4 separate regions of the Mus musculus genome follow, and all the other regions are linked to region 1. The links are chromatin loops, found by intact Hi-C in ENCODE. Cell type or tissue: left cerebral cortex. All regions are shown on one strand.

Region 1 (5,000 bases):
AATTTCCAGTACCCACATGGCAGGTCACAGCCACCTGTAACTCCAGTTCCAGGAGATCTGATACCTTCTTAAAACCGGGTATTCACATGGTGCACAGACATACATGTGGATAAAACATCCATACATACAGAATTTAAAATATTTTTAAGATAATCACTGTCCAGTTATTTTTAAAGGGAACTCATTTTAAAAGCTATCCAATTATTAAGACTTTTACATTCTAAGTTATCAAATTAAAGCCAATTAAATTATTGGAATTAAAAAAAAATTGGAATTTTATCACCCAGAGGGGGTACCTCCAGGGGAAAGCCCATACTTAGCATGGGTGAAGCCCTGGGTTCAATTCTCAACACCAAACATTTAAATTAAGGCGTTGGCTATTCCGTAGGGCTCTATCATCCACATGTTTTATGATCTCTCTTCTCCACTGTGACAAATACCCAACCAAATATCACATAGGTCAGCACTGGCCCTCCAGTGTCTCAGAAAACTCACTGTGGTTCACCTTGCATCAAAACCCTGTTTCTCCCTCCGAATAAGCTGAATGTAAGGAAAGACAGGGAACTGTATTAAAAGCTTCAAGTGTTTGATTATTGCCCCCTCCTCCAAAAAATTCCAGGGATTTTGCTGACAAACCTTTAACAAATAAAATACCACACTCAGGGGGCTGGAGAGATGGCTCAGCAGTTAAGAGCACTGACTGCTCTTCCAGAGGTCCTGAATTCAATTCCTAGCAACCACATGGTGGCTCACAACCATCTGTAATGGGATTCGATGCCCTCTTCTGGTGTGTTTGAAGACAGCTACAGTGTACTCATATAAAATAAACAAGTAATTCTTAAAAAAAAAAACCACACTCATTAAAGTCCCACACAGCCTGGTATGAGATGAGGCCCTCTTTTGTGTCTGGAGGCACCTGACTGTGCTCTACTGTAGAGATTAACCATGCTGGGCTCAGCTCTTGAGGTGGTCTTACACGTAACTTACTAATGCAGAGATGGCATAATACAATCCTGTGTCCCAAGAGCTAATACAATGCCCAGGGCATAAGGAGAGCCAAAACCCCACAAGCTTGTAACATGAACAAACTCTACGCAGAGTTTTAGAACCCCACCATTCCCATGCTACATCTGCCTGGTCAATTGTCTCACAGAGGGACAAGACCCACATGCATGGAGCCAGGCACTCAAGGACTGGTCAACTTTCTACGGATTGCAGTATGGGACATCACCTCTAAGAGCCCTCGATGCCGAAATGAGAGGATGGTTTTCTTTCCTCTGATACCGTCCATCAATTTCTTTCATGAAAAAAATCCAAGGAAGGGTAAAAGTTAGATGTAGCAGCCTGAGGGGAGAGAGCCTTTGTTTTGGCTAGGTTCCCACTGTTATGATAAACACCACGATCAACAGCATCTTGGAGAGGAAAGGATTTATTTGGCCCTAAAGGTCACAGTCTACCATCAGGGGAAGCTGGGGCAGGAACTCAGGTCAGGAACCTGAAGGCAGAATTGAATCATAGGTTATAAAAGAATACTGCTTATGGGCTTGTTTCTTTGGCCTGCTCAGCCTGTTTTCTTATAAAACCTAGGACCACCTGCCCAGAGATAGCATTACTCCTAATGGAACGAGGCTTCCTACACCAATTATTAAGAGAAGGCCCCACTGACTAGCCTACAGGCCAGGGTGATGACAGTTTCTCAGCTGAGGTTCCCTCCTACCAGAGGACCCTAACATGTCACATAGTTTTAATGTGACATAAAAACTAGGCAGCAGTTGATCTCCCTTTAGTAGTAAAAGATAAATCTGTAAGAATGATGCCAACCTTTGCCACTTCCCAAAGCATCTAGTTACACAGTTCTCATTGGAAACCTTCAAAGACTCACACTGCCTACTCAACATTACCCCAAATTCCTTAATACCGTCAGCTTCACTAACCCCACTATATCCTATTCTGGCCGGCACTCTCTCCTCTGCCTCCTGCCTGTGTTACTGCAGCCAGTTCTTTGTAGAGAAATGCTTCCCTCTTCCTTTCTCACCATAGTACACACCTGTATCCTGTGGCTCTTTTACTCTGTCATAACAGCTGTGATTATAAAAGAATCGCTCCTGCTTTCCGATATATCTCACATTGTATAGCTAACCCTTTCAATACATACTGTGCCATTTAATCATTCCAGTCATCCCATATTACGGGTCATCCCATTTTTACTGGGGGGTGCTTAGTTAACTTGCCCAAGCCCAGGCTCCTGGCCCCGCGCCTCTGCACCCCGCGTGCCCCGGGGAAGATGATCCACGGCTGAGGGGGACTCCATTAAAAGCCGCCAAGGTGAATGCGGAGAGGTTGACACAAGGTGGGGCCACACAGCAGGAGGAATGTACACCGGTCGTTGGAATCAGATCCGAACCCTAAGGACCCATGAGGCTACATCTACAAGTCAGGAAGAACTGGTAGCTGTTCGGAGTGAAGTTTGTCATCCAACGAAGGAGAACACTGGAGTGATTTTGTCATTAGAGTTGGCGGTGTCCTCGCCTGGAGGCCCGCGGAGTCTGCAAAAGGCCAGGCCTCAGACCTGGAGGAGCCCAAGCTCCTGTCCCCAGTGAGGAACCCTGGCCTCACCTCTCCGCCGCAACAGCAGCGCCGCCACCGCGCTGTCCACACCGCCAGACAGGGCGCACACGACGTGCCGCAGCGCCGACATCAGGCTACACCGCGAGCTTTCTGGCTGCGTCCAAGCTACGCCGGAAGTCCCAGCCTCCGGGGGACGGGGGGGACGGGGGGGGGGGGCGTCCTCACTCTTCACCCGGCGGGAAACGTGCTCCGCTCACCCAGTGTTCTGCAGGCTTTTGGGTTCCGCGCGGCGGATCGGCCGAGGAGCACTAGGTGGCAGCATGTCCCAGATAGGCCAGCGATGAGTTGGTCGGGTCCGGCTTCTTAGCCACCACTCGCTGCCCTTGCGACGTTTTCTTCTGTGCTCAGCTGGCGCTCCTGGGTCAGCTGCACCAGGAACAGCCTCCGCTCGGGCTTGAGGTCTCAAAGGCGTTCCTGGGCACACACAAGGTCGAGATGCTGTGTCGGCCGCTGGCTCCTCCTGTTTACCCGCTGGAGGGACAGGGCTGTCAACACGTTCTCATTGGATTCTAGATGCTTGCGGGCCTGGCGGGTGCAGAGCCAGTGGAGGACAAAGCATAGTGGACCGTTGCTCAGTAAGGCTTTGCTAGCAGCTCAGTCAACGGGTTGGAGTAGGGGATGGGAGCGTAGTTAACCAGACCCAGACAGTAGCTGGGAAGGATGGGCCACGGAAGACTGGGAGAGTTTGGAGTCGCACCTGTTCATCCTGGTGCCTGTGATTTAAGAGTGTTTGTTTCGTGGGCCATTCTTGGAGGACGAACGAGCACTCTGCGGGGATCAGCTCTAACGAGTGGATGCTTTGGGGACCTCAGGCTGGAGCTGTGGCTCTTCCTGAATTGATTGTGGGGGGCCTCGCACATGACAGATGTTGAGTGGCTGCTGGAAGAAAATAGATACGAGTCCTGGGACAGAAAGAGAGAGAGAGAGAGAGAGAGAAGAGAGAGAGAGAGAGAGAGAGAGAGAGAGAGAGAGAGAGAGAGAGAGAGAGACAAAAGGGCAGGGGGTCATGTCTGTGGAGTGTTCTAGCCTTGAGGACCAGGACCTCCCTTCTTGGGTATGGGCATTTAGTATAGCAAATCTCACTTTTCCTACCAGAACCTATGATAGGGCCAACCACAAAGTAGCAGAAACCAGACAAACCTATGTTAGAATTTTTGTCTACTTGACACAAGCTAGGGGTGGGGGGACATCAATTGAGAAAATGCTTCCATTAGATTGGCCCTTAGACAAGTCTGTGAGATTTGTTGATTGATGTGAGAGCCACACCAGTGCAGGTGATCTTGGGTTGTAAAAGAAGGCAAACTAATCAAGCCATGCGGAGCAAGCCAGTAAGCAGTGTTCCTCCATGGCCTCTGCTTCAGTTCCTGTCAAAATTCCGTCTCTAACTTTCCTTCAGGTTGGTCTGTGATTCGGATGTGCAAACCACATAAATAAACCCTTTCCTCCCTGCGCTGCTGTTGGCCAGTATTTTCTTACACTAGAGAGAAAACTGGGGCGTTTCTTTTTCCTGCACAAGGTGTTTTTTGCTTCCCTATAACTCCCAAAGTCTGCAGTGTGATACACCATGGACAGGAAAGTGCTGTGCGGCACCAACCCAAATGGTATGTGGGCTTCAGGAACACTGCCCCCCCACAATGGTAAGAAATTACAGGGAAGCAAGCCTCTGCCATCTCCGAGGGTGGGGCTTTGGTCATCAGCCTACATCAGTATACTTCATGCCAGCCCCTCAGCTCAAGTCTCCAGTGTGTCCCAAAGCTGACCCTTCTGAACAGCCAGCCGAGGAGCTATGAAGAAGAACGTAGGGGAAAGCCACCTTTGAGCATCTTCAGAGGGGAAAGCAGAGGGACTGCAGCATATGCTGCCAAAAACCAGATGCCCCGGTAGACAGAGCAGAGTACGGCCGCATGAGGACAAGGCGTGCGCTGAGCCAGGGCTAAGTACAGACATCACCAAGGTAGCCTAGTTAGTTATTCATAGGTTAATGTCCTCTCCCCACCAAACACACCAAGGAAGGATGCAGCCACTCCTTACCCAACAGTACCCTAAGGGAAATGTAGCCCTGCCCCTACTGCAAACCCAGCTTTCTTAAATGAGTTCAATTCTACATTTCCTTTTTCCCCTGTGTGATAGGTGTGAGTGGGTCAGGGAAGGTGAGGGCCATTTACAGCGCTAATGTTCAGGACTCCAGAGTTTACTGCCCACTGGGGAAGAATCTGCTGCCATCCCTCCAGGGTCCTTGGCATCTTGGCAGACCTTTTATAAGGTCTGTGCCCTACCTCACTTTGCCACTGCTGTGTCTAGGACCCCACTCCAGCTGGCAGCTTTGGGTTCACCTCATTAACCAGAGAATGAGAAACCCGTGCAGATCTCAG
Region 2 (5,000 bases), 270 kb after region 1:
CTGCCCCTGTCCCGCCCCCTCACTAGCTAGGCTGGGTGCAGAGACAGCCAAGGGTTTCAGGGGCCCTGGGGTCACACAGATCCTGGGGTCAGCTCGGCCATCCTTAACACCCAGGCGGTTGTCTGCTTGCTGCCTGCAGGGAAGCCCTTTACCTAGCACCTCTGCCCTGCTCTGGCAGGACTTTCTGTGCACAGGAGGAAGGGTGTGGGCTCCCTCAAGAGCTCCTCAGCTGTCTTAAAACTGCTGGGGGGCTGGAGAGATGGAGCGACAGTTACGAGTTGTTCCAGAGGACCCAGGTTCAATTCTCAGCCCCTATGTGCTAGCTCACAATTGCCTTTGCCTCAGTTCCAGGGTATCTGGTGCCCTCTTCTGGTCACTATGGACACTGCACATCCATGATGCACAGATATAAATGCAGACAAAAATCAATCAATGAAACAAACAAACAAAAAGCCTTCTGCCCAGCCTCTGGTTTTCTCCTGTCCTTTTGGAATCTCCAATCATTCAATAAGATCAGTCTGACGCCCCAGGCTCAAAACATCTAATTCTTGTCCCCAACGACACTTCCTGCCTGCTGGTGTGTCCTAGGTTTTTCTCTAATAAGTAGCCAGAACAGCTCCGCATGTGATGGGCCTGACCTTGGACCTGTGTCCACAGGCTCCCTCAATGGGTCTCAGTGTAATCCGGACAGGGCCAGTTTCTTCTCTATTTATTTTCAGGGTGCATGGATATTCTCCAGGTAGGATTTGGGAAAAGATAGTGAGCCCGGGCAACTCTGTGGTTGGGTGGGTGGAGTTGGAGGACAGCGTTTCACTCCCTCTGGGGCAAGGTGAGAAGTGTGTGCTCATCTTAGGAGGGGTCCCCTGGCCCAGGCAGGGGAGGACCCACCGATGTGGCCCCAAAAGCACCAGTTTGTCAGTGCCTGTGTTCTCAGACGTCTTTTGGACGGGAAGCTTAATTGCTCCATTCTCCAGATGAGAAAATCAAGGCTCCAAGAGTGCTCTCTAATACTGTCACTGGGTCAACGGCTAGGGAGCTCTCCTGGTCACCTTTAGTGCATCCCCCCACCCCAAGCTGTCCTTACAGTTTCCCGATCATGTGGCTGATCAAGTCATCGAGAAGCCCAATGCTTCTGGACGGGTGCCATTTGACAGCAGGGTACATCTCAGTGTGCCTAATGCTTCTGTATTTTGCAGGAGGGGACATGGGCTGGAGAGGGTCAGGGCTTGGCAACTCTGCCCTTCATTTCTCCGGCCTCCCTCACGTCTGGCCATTTTGTTCCAGCTCTTGAAATATCTGCTCTGCCCTCCCGGAAGCTGCTGGCTTCAGGCAGGACCGTTCCTCCTATCTGCTCAGTCCAATTCAGTCTTGTCACCTCCCTGTAGCGGTCACTGGACAGAAACTGGGATGTGCTGTCCACCCTGGCTGGGCTCCTGGGTGGCCAGGAGGCTCTTGGAAAGCCCTCTTCATCCCCACTCATGGAACTCTTGCAGCTCTTTTCCGGAATGGCTTCCCGATGAGGTAATGCTTCTTGCAGACGGGAGGAGGTCCTGGAGAATGGCCGCCAGTGGCCTCCTTGCCTGGGCGACCTGCCCAAGGCACAAAATGAGCCCTTTTTGGTGGCTGAAAGGAAGACCAGGCCCTAGACTCCAGACCTTCATTCGTCACCCAGCCTTGAGCTGAGACTATCCTAGTCCTGGGCTGAGCCTGTAGCCTCAACCAAGGGGAAACTAAGGCCTGAGGGGGGAGGGGCCGGCTACACTCAGAGCCCCAGAAAGAATCCACAGCTACTCCTGTTTGACACTCTGAGGGACAAGGAAAGCCTCCTGGTTCACCCTCTTGGGTCTGAGGAGTCTCTCTGACTGTTAAGCTTCTGTTAAGGAGCTGGGTGGATGCTCGCCCAGAGGACGACTGCTGGGTTATCCACTATCCGCTCTATATCCTGGGAGAGAGAGAAGCTGCAGAGAAAGCTACAGAGAGAAGCTGCGGTATGCCAGGAAAGTACTGAAGAGGCTTGATTCCTCACTCCTGCCCTGTGCCTGCCAGGCCCGGCACTGGTGATGAGGTCCCCAGTCCCCACATAGTCCAGAAGCACCCACACCTCAGGCTTGGAAAACAATATGAAACTTCTCACTTCTGAGGCTGGTGGCCGCAGTGCCTGGCACCTGGGGTTGGCACAGGAAGACCTTCAGGACTCAATAGCAGCACAACTTCAGTGCTTGGTGGGATTGGGACACGGGCTAGAAGATGACTCTGTGAAGCACTCAGGCCTAGTGTCTGCAGGCCCAGCTGGCCCTGTCCCCGATTTGAATTTATTGTGCAATGTTATCCAAGCCCCCCATCCCCCACCCCCTTCCCTGGCTGGGTCTCAATTTCCCCATCTGCAGACAGGAGGAGGGCAGGAGAGGCCTCAACTGGACTCCAGAGCGCCCCAGGTCTGGCGGCCCAGACCTGCAGCTGTGTGGGCGCAGCCTCTCTGGGCAGGAAGTTAATTTCCGCGTTGGAGGCGATGCCTGAAGTGGGCCCAGTGCTTGCTGCATGTTCAGATGAGGGCCGGGCTGGTGAAGTCATGTGGGAGGTAGCAGCAGAGGCAGGATCCAAGCCAAGATTTCTCTGCTGGCCTGGAGTGACCTTGTTCAGCCTCCCTTGCTCAGCAGCCCCCACCTCTCTTGCCTACACAAAGCTCTGGCTCTACAAGGGAAGACAGGTCCTCTTGGAAGGTGGGCCTGCACCCTCTTCTGCCCCCTGGTGGCTATGAGGACATATGGCAGTTTGGTCAGGACTTTGAAGGCTACAGGGCCATCATCCACCCAGAACCAGACACATGATCACCATCATCCCCCCACACAGGGCCAGACACCCACAGGGTCTCAAGAATACACAGGGATATAGACACCCACAAAGGCACAGACACCCACAGTACCAAGAACTCACAGAATTGGGAACCTACAGGGTCACTGACAATCAGAGCCACAATGGCCCACAGGACCTCAGGCACCCACATGATGGGCACCCGTAGGGATGGGGTACCGTCACTGGGAGGCCTGGTTATGACACACACCCCCCCCCAGGAGGAGGTCACTGCCACCTATGTCTCTGGAGTGTGCAGTTCAGGTCGGGAGTGGTTAGGGCCTACAGGAAATGCACAAAGATGGGAACAATGTTGAGAGGAAAAAAGTGCTCACCCAACCTGGGATCAGCCCTCTGGTGCTTCTGGCTGCAGTGTTGGGGGATGGACGAGAGGCCGAGGCACATGTCCTTTTAGCTCTCAATGGTGACAGTGAAGGGAAGGGCTCAGTGTGTTGTTCTTCCCATTGTCTCCTGACCCAGCAGCAGCAGCACAGGACAGACAGGCACCCACTAGCCTTGGCCTGATCCTGCAGCAGCAGGCTTTCAGAATGATGGACAATTTCTCTGAGGCCCTCCAAGTGCTGAAGGCCGTACTACAGTAGGGCTATATAAACCAGGGCGGCCAGCCCAGTCTGGCTCCTAGGAACTTAGTGCCTCCAATATCATCATCAGGGATAGGGGTGGACTGGTCAGTCTTTAGAATGTGCCAGAACGCTGGGGAGTTGGCTCAGCCATTAAGAGCTGCTCTTCCAGAGGACCTGGGTTTGATTCTTAGCACACGTATGGCCTCTCACTACTTACTACCTGTAATCCCAGTCCCAGGAGCTCTGACACCCTCTTCTGGTCTTGTCAGGTACTGAACATGCATGGTGCAAAGATCTACATGCAAACAAAACACCCACACACAGGAAAAAAAATGAAATCTTTAAAAAAAAAAAGAATTTCCAAGGTCTGCTCAGCGGCTTCTCCAGAATGCCCCCTCCCAGCACCCCTTTTCTTCTCCCACCCCCCAAATCCTGCCTGGGTCCTGTGGCTAAACCTCTTCCCCACCCCTGACCCTCACCAGGATACCTGGCTCAGGGAATGACAGGGTCCCACCAGTGCCATCACATTAGAACACCAATGGTCAACGCCCACGGGGGCCAAGCATCCATTGCACTGGCAGACAAACTGAGGCTACAATAGAGGATCTGGCAAGGCCAAGGACTAGCTAGACACAGACCTGGGGCTGGGGTGGATCTAGAGTCCAGGGATAGTCACCAGTCCAGAGTGATACTGACACTGTGACACTGGACCCCCCCAGAGGGAGGTTTCAGCCATCAACCCAACTGGGACCTCCTCCATATCTCCCACCCTGGAGTAGAGGAGGAAGGGTCATATCATGACGCCCTGACTTATGAGACAGGGCTGATAGAAAGAGAGGACCAGGGTGAAGACCTAGAACTTTCCATGTTCAAGTCCAGAAGACTGGGAATCTGATACTAGTGTCTGAGGGCACTGGGAATAAATCTCCATTACCCCTCCCCCCACCCCATTTGATGTCCCTTCTTCTCCATCTTCTAAAAAGGAGATACTTGGAGATTGAGAATGTCATGATTTGGGTTTATAGAGGAGCCATGACCCCCAGCAGATGCTCTGGTGGAAAAAGACAGCATGGCATGACCAGGAGAAGGAATTGGCCTACCGTGACTGGTGGTCCAGTGGCCTGGTAGGTTATCCAGTATACATCAGGGCAAGGTGCGCAGTGATGGGGGCAATTGCTCAACTCCTCTCCAGGCCTCTGCCCTCTCAGCTGGGCATCAATGAACAGCCATCCTAACCTCTCTGTATTTCATCAGGACAGTCCTTACTTCCCAGAGGACAATGGATTAACACATATGGAGAAGGGGCAGGGGATAGTCTAGCAATCCTAGAAGAGATGGTACATTGGTGCTGAGGAGAGAGATTCTAGATGAACAAGATCTGACCCAAGCTCTTGGGAGTTGACTGGGATGAGGGATGGCCATGCCAGCCCTCCCAGGAAGCCTGGTATAAGAAGTGACTCATATCAGGAGCTTGGGGAACAAGGTTCCTAGACCTTCATTGTATTACCAATAAGGATAGAAGATGGAGGGGAAACTCTCTCCATTGGAGCATACCAGGGCCTTCAC
Region 3 (5,000 bases), 280 kb after region 1:
TTTGTTTTTTGGTTTTTTTTGTTTTGGTTTTGGCTTTTTCCAGACGGGGTTTCCCTGTATAGCCCCGGCTGTCCTGGAACTCACTCTGTAGACCAGACTGTCCTCGAACTCAGATATTCATCGGCCTCTGCCTCCCAAGTGCCATGTGCCACCACTGCCTGGCCTGGGACAGTTTTTAATCCTAAATGATACTTTGAAAAGTGAGACAGACAACATTTGAAGGGAAATTAACAGAAGATTCTAGAAACAAGGTCCCTAGCCAGAGTGAGCCCAGACCCCAGTAATGGCTGTATATGAAAGTAAAGAGTCAGGGCCTAGGCTGGTACTGCTGAGATGCAGCTCAGACCCTCAGAAAAGAACAGCAGCATTCTGAGGAATGAGGGGCAGGGGTGAACGACAGCTGTAACCACACAGAAGCTGTGACCATGTGACCCAGAGCATCCTGGGCCCTTAACAGACACGGTATCCAGACTGGGGTCCTGGATCATACCTGCCAGAACAGGTGGATGCCAGTCCAAACACATGTGTGCAGGTGCTAAGGACCGTACTTTACCTCATGAGCAAGGTCATAGAGTCAGCTGTGGACAGACGAAAATGGTTTCTTCCAGCTGAGACACACCATTTTTCTCTATAGTTGTCCACACAGGAGGTGTTCTTTGAAGCTTTGGTACATGGGCTGAGGAGGGAGAGAAGGAGGGGGCTGGGGGTAGAAAGGACCTGGTTCAGGGCAGGAGCCATGGGATAAAGAGACTTATGAGTTCCCAGGCTGGACGGCTGCACCCGCCATTGTCTCCTGAGAGTATAGGGTCCAAATTCCCATGGGACTAGTGGTTGGACATGTTCTTCTCAGATGAGGAGTTGGCCAGGACCAGGGTCATTTCTCCTTGGATTAGGACTTGGCTGCTCCCTTGGTCTTCTCGACCTTGTCCAGGCAAACAAAATCCTCTGATTGGTTACTGTCAGAGGTGCTGGGATGGTGCCCTGGAGACGGAGCAAGTGTGTAGACGAAGGAAGGACGGACGGGACAGCACCAGCCCCCCTCTCCCCATATCCAGCTTCCACATCCCAGCCCCCCCCCACCCCTGACTAAGGAGCACCAGGGCTCAGGCTGCTTCTGTAGCTTTCCCAGTCCCTGCCCCCCCCCGCCCCCCCCGCAGGCCCCACCCGCCCTGCGCAGCAGCTGCTTCCGGCCAGACTAGCAGACAATGTGTTGGCGGGTGGCCCGGGGCCAGGACCATCCATCCCCCCCAGCCCCACAGGAAGACAGAGCACAGAAGAGGAGCCACTGTGTCCCCGAGTGAACCCACTGCCCAGGCACTGGGATTTAGAACTTCAGATTCCAGGGGGAGGAGCCTCTCGGGTGACTCAAACTGATTCCTCCAGCCTTGAACCCGTTGGGACTCTGGAGCACTGCCTTGTGGGAGGGGGGTGGAAGAAAGTAAGAGGGGGTCAGAGAATCTTGGCTTGGACTTTCTTTTCTTTTGGTAGCCTTGGCCTCAGACTGGGCAAGCCTTCCCTACCATGGTGCCCTTGCATGGCTGTGTCCTTGGCACTGTAGATCTGTTGAGATTGTGCCACCCAGGTCTACTCCAGGGTCCACACTCTTCTCTACCCGCCCTCCTGCCCTTCCTGACAGCGTCCCTTCCGGTCAGGCGTTCCTGTTCAGATGCTGTCTGTCCTTCCTACAGGCCCCGCCCCTCTCCTGTCTCCTCCCACCTCTCCTGAGCCCACATCCCTCATCTCATAGCCGCAGTGCTTGCCTGTTTGTCTCCCCGTCCCTCATAAATACCCCGGAAGGACAGACCCTACCCTTCCTAGGTCTTAGCATAAAACCCATGCACTTAGTAGGTCCTCACAGAGGACTGACAGATTGCTGAATAAGTTGTTTCCTGAGTGTGCTGGCTCCTCCCTGCCAGGCCTGCCCTCCCCAGTGGGGGCCCATCTCTGCCTCCCCCCTCCTCTGGCTGGCTGCAGGGTCTTCCCTCAAACCCTGACAATGAACTCAAGGAAAGAATGCAGTCCACTTGCCCAGCCTTACAGAGGGGTGGAGCCTAGTGACTGACGGACCGCTTGCCACGCACATGGATGTTATAATAGCAACAGCGATGGCCCAACAGTAGTAATAAAACGTCACAGAAAGAAAAGAAGCTAGCAGGGGAGAGGAAGGAGGGTGACCCTCACAGGACACTACAAGGCTGTGGAATGGCCACACAGGTAACCCCCTCGGAAAGGTCAGCATGGCAGAGCACGACTATCTTACCTGCAAACCCACTTCCAGACCTGAGTCTTGGAGGATTGACAGTAAGGCCTGGATTAGATTCATGAGTACCCAGGCTCACAGCAGCCAAAGGGACCTGGGTGAGCCAAGTGTCTGGAGACAATTATATGGATCGCCAGTTCCTTGGTGGCCACCTGGGGGCTGGGTTGGCCACTGATGTTCCCATTCCAGCACCCTGAACCTCAGGGGGTGACGTCACAGCGTACAGACCCCTTGGTCCCCAGGGCTGTAGCTTCAAATACGCACCCTATCACTGTTCACGGTGATTCATCCCCGTTTCTGATATCTTTACAAGCCAGCACCAATCTGGTCCCCATGAGTCATCCCTAGAGCCTTCAGGAAAGCACGATGCCACAGAGGCAAAAGCCACACAGCCTTTGGCCTGGCAGCCAGGCCCCTCGAGAGTCCAAAATCTGCCCCTTCCCCTCTGTATCAGGAGTGTGGTCCAGCTTCATGGTTAGGACCCAGTGTGCCCATTCCCGGCTACAGAGCGCCCTCTGGTGGAGCTACTGGGAGTTGTCAGGCCATAGAGAAGGAATCCAGAACTGGGCAAATTCCTGAAGGTCAAGGACATTTGGAGGACCACAGGGTGGGGACTGACTGGCCAGGAGCTGGAGCTGCCTGAGATCACCAACTGTCCCCATGACTTCCATGGAAAATGGGTCCAAGCTGTGGCTCTTTCCCAGGGACTATGATATGGTGAGGACAGTTTGCAAACTGGACTCCACAGAAGACATTGCCAACCATCTCATTCTCAAAAGCCCTGCGACTATCTTCCTTATCACCGCCACCATCATCATCATCACCACCACCATCATCATCACCACTATCATCGTCATCACCATCACTGCCTGTGCTGGATAGTTTTATGTCAACTTGACCCAAGCTGGAGTCACCAGAGAGGAGGGAACCTCAATTGAGAAAATGTCTCTGTAAAGGGCTACAGGCAAACCTATGGGGGCATTTTCATACTTAGTGATTGATTCATTGGGGGTGGGGCTGGTCCTGGATTCTATAGGAAAGGAGGCCGAGCAAGCCACGGGGAGCTGTAAGCCAGGAAGCAGAGGATGTCACACTTCATTCCTTTGCTCTGGCCTTCCTATACTGTCTTAGACAAAAGTTCTTTATAAAATTACCTCATAGATCAAATATCACACAAAAGGGGAGTTACAGAAGGATGTTGATAGTAAGTTCAAAGCAGCGCTTCACTCTGTAAGCTCATTATAAGTTCAAAGCAGCAGTTTCACATAGCCTGGCTTTATCATAGTGCGCACTTGTGGCCTCATCCTTGGACAATCTGACGCAGACCCATATCCCACACCTGGGATTAAAACAAAAACATAATCACATTACACAAGTGGGTTTTTAAAGAAGCCCAAATTCTCGCTATGTAGGTCCTCTGTGTTGGCCAAGCTCACCTTTGTCCCTCGAAGCCAGACTTCTCTCACCGGACCTGCCTGGCTCACTCTTGGAGCTCGGCACTGAGAAGTGAGAACCCCATCTCTAGCCATGTGCATCTCCTCAGGCTCTCAGGGACCAGCTGTTGTCAGTTTCCATGGCATCTCCAAAGGACAATGGCTTCTGGCCACAGCCAGCCTGGCTGTTGAAAAGCCAGAAGCGTGTCCATACTCTCCCCTGAAGAGGAGAGTGGCACCTCTGAGAGTTCCTTCCCCAGCCTCCTCCAGGAGCCAGAGGCACAGTGGGCAGTGTGGGCTTCAGGAGTCTGCGTCCATTTCTCCTGATTATAAAACATCCACCAGGAAAGGCCCTAAAGATGGCTGCTTCCGTCAGACAAATCTGGTCAACAGATTTATTGCTTCATGAACTACAGAGATAGTTTTGTGGTTAAGAACATTGGCTGCTCTTCCAGAGGACGTGGGTTCAATTCCCAACTTCCATATGGCTCTTCACAATTGTCTGCAACTCCAGTCCCTAGAGATCAATGCCCTCTTCTGGCCTTCATGGGCATTACAGGTACATTGTACACAGGTATATATGCAGGAAACACACCCCAAACATATCACACACACACCACAACACATAACATACACCATACACAGCACATACATTCACACCATACACACCACATACACTATACCACATACGCAGCACACCACATACACCACACACACCACATATCATACACACACCACACTATACCACAACACAGACACATACAATACACACACACACAAATACCACACCTCACACAATATTACACATACTATACCACACACAGACACACACACACATACACACACACACATACACCACACAAACACATACACCACATACACTACCTCTCTCTCACACACACCACACCACACACATACCACATACACACAGACACCGAAATCCCCCATACCATAAAGTATTTGCATTGATAACTCATTGGCCAAGCAGCAACACCAGCTGTCCACACTTGTAGGAGTGAAGATTTGCTTGATTAACTCAGAGTCCACTAAGTGCCACTCAGGCCCCCTGTAAGCTCTTGCATGTCACACTTCACTTTTCTTGTGTTTGCACCTGTGGCAGTAGTGGGGATTGAACTGAAAGCCTCACGCAGGCTAGGCAAGTGCTCTGCCAATGAGCTACATAGACCAGCTCCCGAGGGACCCCTATGTGTCTAACTGCCTATCTGGTGAGGAAGACAAGTGTAGTGGTGTGTCTCTGCTCAGCCCAGGGAGTGACACTATTAGGAGGTGTGGCCTTGTTGGAGAAG
Region 4 (5,000 bases), 160 kb after region 1:
GGTAATAACACTCCAGAGTGGTCCCACATGGCCACCTAAAAATAGCAGGTCATTACCAGAAGGTTAAGCAGTTGGGGGTCCAGCTACCGATACCTGTCTTGAGCCCAGTCCCATTCACATCTAGGTTCCAACAGGGGATAGATAGCTTGACTAAGGCCGGTTTTCAAGATGCCGCCCAGGGCTGTTAGGGAGAAGGATGAAGGATGGAGGCCAGAGAGAAAGGATCGCATCCCAGTGGGTGGGCGAGGGTGGTGGTGGTCAAAATGTCTCCCATCAAGAAGAGGGACAAGCGGAGGGAGGAGTCTGTTAGAAGGAAGAGCGGGGTGTGGGGAGGTGAGAGAAGCTGATGATCAATCGTGCCAGAGCACCCTGAGGAAGGCTTAGTCAGGGAAGCATGAGATGTGGCCAAGGCCTGGCGGGACAGGGGACAGAGCAGCCTCAATCCCTCTATCCATCCCGTGTGTCCTTGTTACCCATCTATACAGGAGTGTGAGGTATACAGTGTCTCTGCCCTCCCTCAGACCTTTGCTACTTCTGTGCCCACTGTCCCCTTCACAAGACATGCCTCTCTTCTTCTCCACGAACTCCTATTCATCCTTTAGAGCCTAGGCTAAGATTTACCTCACTTGCCTGGGCTCGCTGAGTCTCAGCTCTATGCTAAGTGGGTGCTAGGGGATAGGAGTAGGGAAGATGGCGTTAAAGAGGAGCTCCAACCAGGCCCTATTGCAGGCACCTCCTCCACAGCATGAGTCTCCTTGGCTCTTGCCACCTATGTCCTTGTGATTCTCACTGCCCAAACAGGACTCCTCTGAGACTGCATGGCACATGACACACTGGATCCACTCAGAAGGTGGCAAAGGGAGCTCTGGAACAGAGAGGGACACTCAGTGCCAGGTTCTGGCCTCTCTGGGGTGGTGGCCAGTGCATATGGTTGCACTCTCACCCTGCGGGTTACAGACAGGTCTCCTGTCTGTGACTGGCTCCCCTCTGTCCCAGTAACTCCCAAGCCTCCTAGTGGCAGGACTTGTGGGCATCTGGGTAGAAGAGCTGGGGCAGAGAGGAGGAGAGAGATGGAGTCTGGGAGGCTCCCTGGAGATGAGAAGTCACTCAGGGCAGGTGGCGGCAAAGCCAGGGTTTATGTAATACACAGCCACAAGTGCTTTTTTTTTAAAGATATATTTATTTATTTATTATATGTAAGTACACTGTAGCTGACTTCAGACACACCAGAAGAGGGCGGCAGACCTCATTATGGGTGGTTGTGAGCCACCATGTGGTTGCTGAGATTTGAACTCAGGACCTTCGGAAGAGCAGTCGGCGCTCTTAACCACTGAGCCATCTCGCCAACCCCACAAGTGCTTTTGATGGGTGCCTTGCAGGCTGTAGACCTTAGGAAGGTCTGGCCTCCTTTACAATGCATCCCCTGCCACCCCACAGCACCCCAACATTCTCATCCTTAAGCTGGGAGTTAACATCAGGATGTGGAAACAGATGCAATATCGGAGAGCTCCCAGACAGCCAGGCGATTCGTGTTCACAAAGGCTGAGAGTGGAGGCCGGGAAAAGCTGACCAGAGGAGGGCCTGGTGTGAGCTGAGACTATACACTTGTGGTCCCCTGTGGCAGGGAAGGCTGGAGGGAGAGTGTCACACTGGCACCAGGAGTGAGCACACCAGTGATAGGAGAGGTTGAGCTTTGGCACGAACAGGCCAGCAGGTTCCCCTCAGTGGGACATGGGCCAGTCAGGTTACACAAGGTGCCAGGATTTCCTCCTATCTGTGTCACAAGGCTGTCCCTGAATTGCCTCCCTTCCCTACCACAACATCTTTGCCGGTCCAGAGCTTTGGAGCCTCCCTTGGGGCCTAGTGACCCTCTCGGAGATCACTGTCCCTGATCACTGGCTTCTCTGTCTTGATATCCTCATCTGGGAAGCGCAGGTGAGAGCCAACCTCTACCTCTGTACTGGGGCCACCTCCCACCCACCACCATAGTGGGTGTCAACCTTCCTAATGCTGCAACCCTTAATACAGTAGTTAGTTCTTCATGCTGTGGTGACCCCCAACCATAAAATTATCATCGTGGACTATCTTATTATCTTACCTGTAACTTTGCTACTGTCATGAATCATAATGTAAAGATCTGTCTTTTCCAGTGGTCCCGTGAAAGGGTCGTTCAGCCCCCAAAGGGGTCATGACCCAGAGGTTGAGAACCACTGCATTGCTGAGACCAGTGGTCCGCAGGGTCCCCCCACCTTTCTCTTACTGTTTCACCTCCTGCTGAGTGTGACCTTGAGTCACATGACCTGTAGACAGCCTAAACCTGGTAGCACCCTCCACTTTGCGTGACAGCCCTCCTGGGGACATCCCTCTCAGTAGGGGCTGGTACATGGAAGAGTAAGGGAGAAGATAGGGATGGTTGGAGAGGTTAAACAGGCTTTCTTTGGGGCAATGGCTAGTTCTCTCAAACTAGGGAAGAGTAGGGATGTCTGTTTATGGATGGGGAAACTCAGAAAGGCAGAACACTGTGGTGAGCTGGGGTGGAGTTCTGACTCCCGTGACCCTGCAGAAGTGATGTGGAGGCAGGGGTTCATGTGGGTTGGAAGAGGACGCCACACCTGGAGACCTCACAGGAACCATTAGGTCTCCCCATCTACAGAGAGGAGGCGGCTAAGGACAGCACCCAAACTGCCTGCCTTTTACTATGGGCCTATTAGCGAGTGCAGGGCGCCACCTGGTGGACAGGACAAAAACTGCCTAGATTGGAGTGGCAAATTAAAAAGGTTACCAGTATGTGCCGGTTAGGTTTTTGACAACGTGTCACAGTCATCTGGGAAGAAGGAACCTCAATTAAGAAAATACCTCCATCAGACTGGCCTATAGGCAATTCTTTAGAGCATTTTTTAAAAATTAACGATTAATGTAGGAGGTCCCAGCCCACGACTAATAATGCCACTCCTAGACATTGGAAACGTGGGCTAAGCAAACCGTGGAGAGCAAACCAGTAGGCAGCAATCCTTCACGACCTATGCTTCAGCTCCTGCCTCCAGGTTTCTGACCTGGCCTCCCTGTTATCTGGAAGTATAAGATGAAAGAAACTCTTCCCTCCCCAAGTTGATTTTGATCATGGTTTTGACCACAGCAATAAATAGAAAGCAAGCCAAGCCTGTGCCTTTTTGTTACAGCCTGCAGAAGGTCTGGGAGCTCTCCGACCCCACCTAGGCTCACGATGTAACTCCCCCACCCCCAGCTTCTGCTTGGCTGAGTGTCCAGGCTACAGTGTCTTGGGGATAAAAGAGGCCACTGGCTCAGCCTTACAAGGCCCACAGGCCCCTGTCTCTGTCTCTCATAGTCTTTCTCCCAGTTCTGACCAAACTACAGCTGAGAAAACCCACTATTCCCAGAACACTTAGCAAAGCCAATCAGGACCAGGGACAGATGGGCTACACCTGGGCCTCACACTCGGAAGCCAGACTTCTACATCCCCCAAAGTCCCAGGTACAGGGAGACAGGGCAGCACTGATGATCAAGGGGCCTTGCCTGAATCTGGAAATGGCAAGTACTTCAGCTCTGTGTCTGGAGTCCCTGCCTTGTTCTGCCTTGGGGCCTAACTTAGGGCACTGAGTGGCACCTGGCTCTGAGCATGCACCCGGGTGCCCTTCCTTCTGCTACTCCTGAGCCTCCTCAAGGCTGGATCCCCACAGGACAGGCCACCACCCAGGGCTGGGCAGCCTGAGACTCTCCCTAGATGGCCATGTACAGGGGAAGGGATGGGGGCTGCAACTCCCCTGAGCAGCCACGGCTTCTCACTGGTGGACCACTATCTGCTGTGCTTCGGGGGGGGGTCCACTTTGGTTTGAGGACAGGGCCTGCAACCTCTCAAGACTCTCTGCCCACTTGAGACTTCTGCTGACTAAAGCCCCTGACATAGCTTCTGCTCTGTGGGAGCATGAGGGTACCAAATCAGCTTCCCCCTATACAGACCTTGTCAGAGCCTCCAGTGGCTCACTACTGCATGACTCCAAGAGAGGGCATGTGGAGGGGGGAGCAGAGCTGTACACCTTAGAAAAGTCTTCCCGGGCTGGTGTGATGGCTCAGCAGTTACGAGCACTGAGTGCTCTTCCATAGGTCCTGAGTTCAAATCTCAGCAACCACATGGTGGCTCACAACTATCCATAACGAGATCTGACGCCCTCTTCTGGAGTGTCTGAAGACAACTACAGTGTCTACATATAATAAATAAGTAAATAAACAAGTAAATAAATAAATATTTTTGAAAGAAAGAAAGAAAGGAAGGAAGGAAGGAAGGAAGAAAGGAAGGAAGAAAGAAAGAAAGGAAGGAAGGAAGAAAGGAAGGAAGAAAGAAAGGTCTTTGCTACATTCACTCCAGTAGTGCACTACAGGTTTAGAAACCTGGAAGCAGTCCTGAGACAAAGAGTTTCACGGAAACTTAGGCTCCTGGAACCTCGGCATTCCCATAGCCCATATACTCAAACCCTGTGTATTAGTCTGGTGTATGGATCTGTGTACTTTCTTGCATTATAGGTGCTTCCAAGTAATGATTTTACAAGTACTTAAATCAGGTTGAATTTTACGCCCTGGCCTTCACCAATGTCCTAGAAAGTCCTTGAAGCCAACCCTAAGCTTGGAATTCAGTAAGAATGTTACCTATTCAGTAACACTCAAATTTACTTCTAGCAGAGACAGTGAAGATAATCAGGCATTACAATTTACTTGTATAGAGCTAGGAAAGCTCAGGGCTAATCTGCATAGTAATTACTTAGGACAACAGCCCAGTCACACCCAAACACAGGAATACACAATGGCCTAGGAAATAGGTGGGTTGTAGTACTATACATAAAACAGTTAGTAGAACAGAATACCCCTGGTGCAGGTTTTTCACTAGTCCCAGAGGAATAGCATAATCAGGTATTTACTAAAGGACCCCTGGTGGTGGGTTTAACAATAGACCAGCATTGCCTCAGAACATTCGCCAGGCTCCTGTG

The links. Peaks named below come from ENCODE experiments on the same cell type or tissue, not always from the same donor. Only the 100,000 strongest peaks of a DNase experiment are listed, where the experiment ranks them.
Region 2: it touches region 1 in a loop (3-fold over the local background); 21 of 42 quality-filtered maps call a loop at or near these places.
Region 3: it touches region 1 in a loop (5-fold over the local background); 29 of 42 quality-filtered maps call a loop at or near these places.
Region 4: a loop joins it to region 1, with 6 times the contacts of the local background. A loop is called at or near these places in 25 of 42 quality-filtered maps.

The regions. Positions count from the first base shown.
Region 1 is chr15:85,877,075-85,882,074 of GRCm38, reverse strand. Trmu (tRNA 5-methylaminomethyl-2-thiouridylate methyltransferase) reads right to left here and starts at 2,748. Exons shown (of 11, transcript NM_028063.2): 1 at 2,617-2,748. The coding sequence starts at 2,698. In left cerebral cortex, CTCF peaks have their summits at 2,684 and 2,883 (motif pointing right); DNase peaks (open chromatin) are centred at 2,299 and 2,849; H3K4me3 peaks cover 2,096 bases; H3K27ac peaks cover 1,463 bases.
Region 2 is chr15:85,608,477-85,613,476 of GRCm38, reverse strand. No RefSeq gene overlaps it. Among named protein-coding and RNA genes, the nearest start is that of D130051D11Rik, 24 kb to the left of the region's middle. In left cerebral cortex, CTCF peaks have their summits at 369 (motif pointing left), 2,750 (motif pointing left) and 3,681 (motif pointing left); DNase peaks (open chromatin) are centred at 1,866, 2,047, 2,625, 3,642 and 3 more places; H3K27ac peaks cover 3,165 bases.
Region 3 is chr15:85,596,833-85,601,832 of GRCm38, reverse strand. No RefSeq gene overlaps it. Among named protein-coding and RNA genes, the nearest start is that of Wnt7b, 18 kb to the right of the region's middle. In left cerebral cortex, CTCF peaks have their summits at 2,786 (motif pointing left) and 4,236 (motif pointing left); DNase peaks (open chromatin) are centred at 1,286, 2,687 and 4,245; H3K4me3 peaks cover 313 bases; H3K27ac peaks cover 1,550 bases.
Region 4 is chr15:85,713,937-85,718,936 of GRCm38, reverse strand. No RefSeq gene overlaps it. Among named protein-coding and RNA genes, the nearest start is that of Gm34622, 4.5 kb to the right of the region's middle. In left cerebral cortex, CTCF peaks have their summits at 1,038 and 2,734 (motif pointing left); a DNase peak (open chromatin) is centred at 2,726.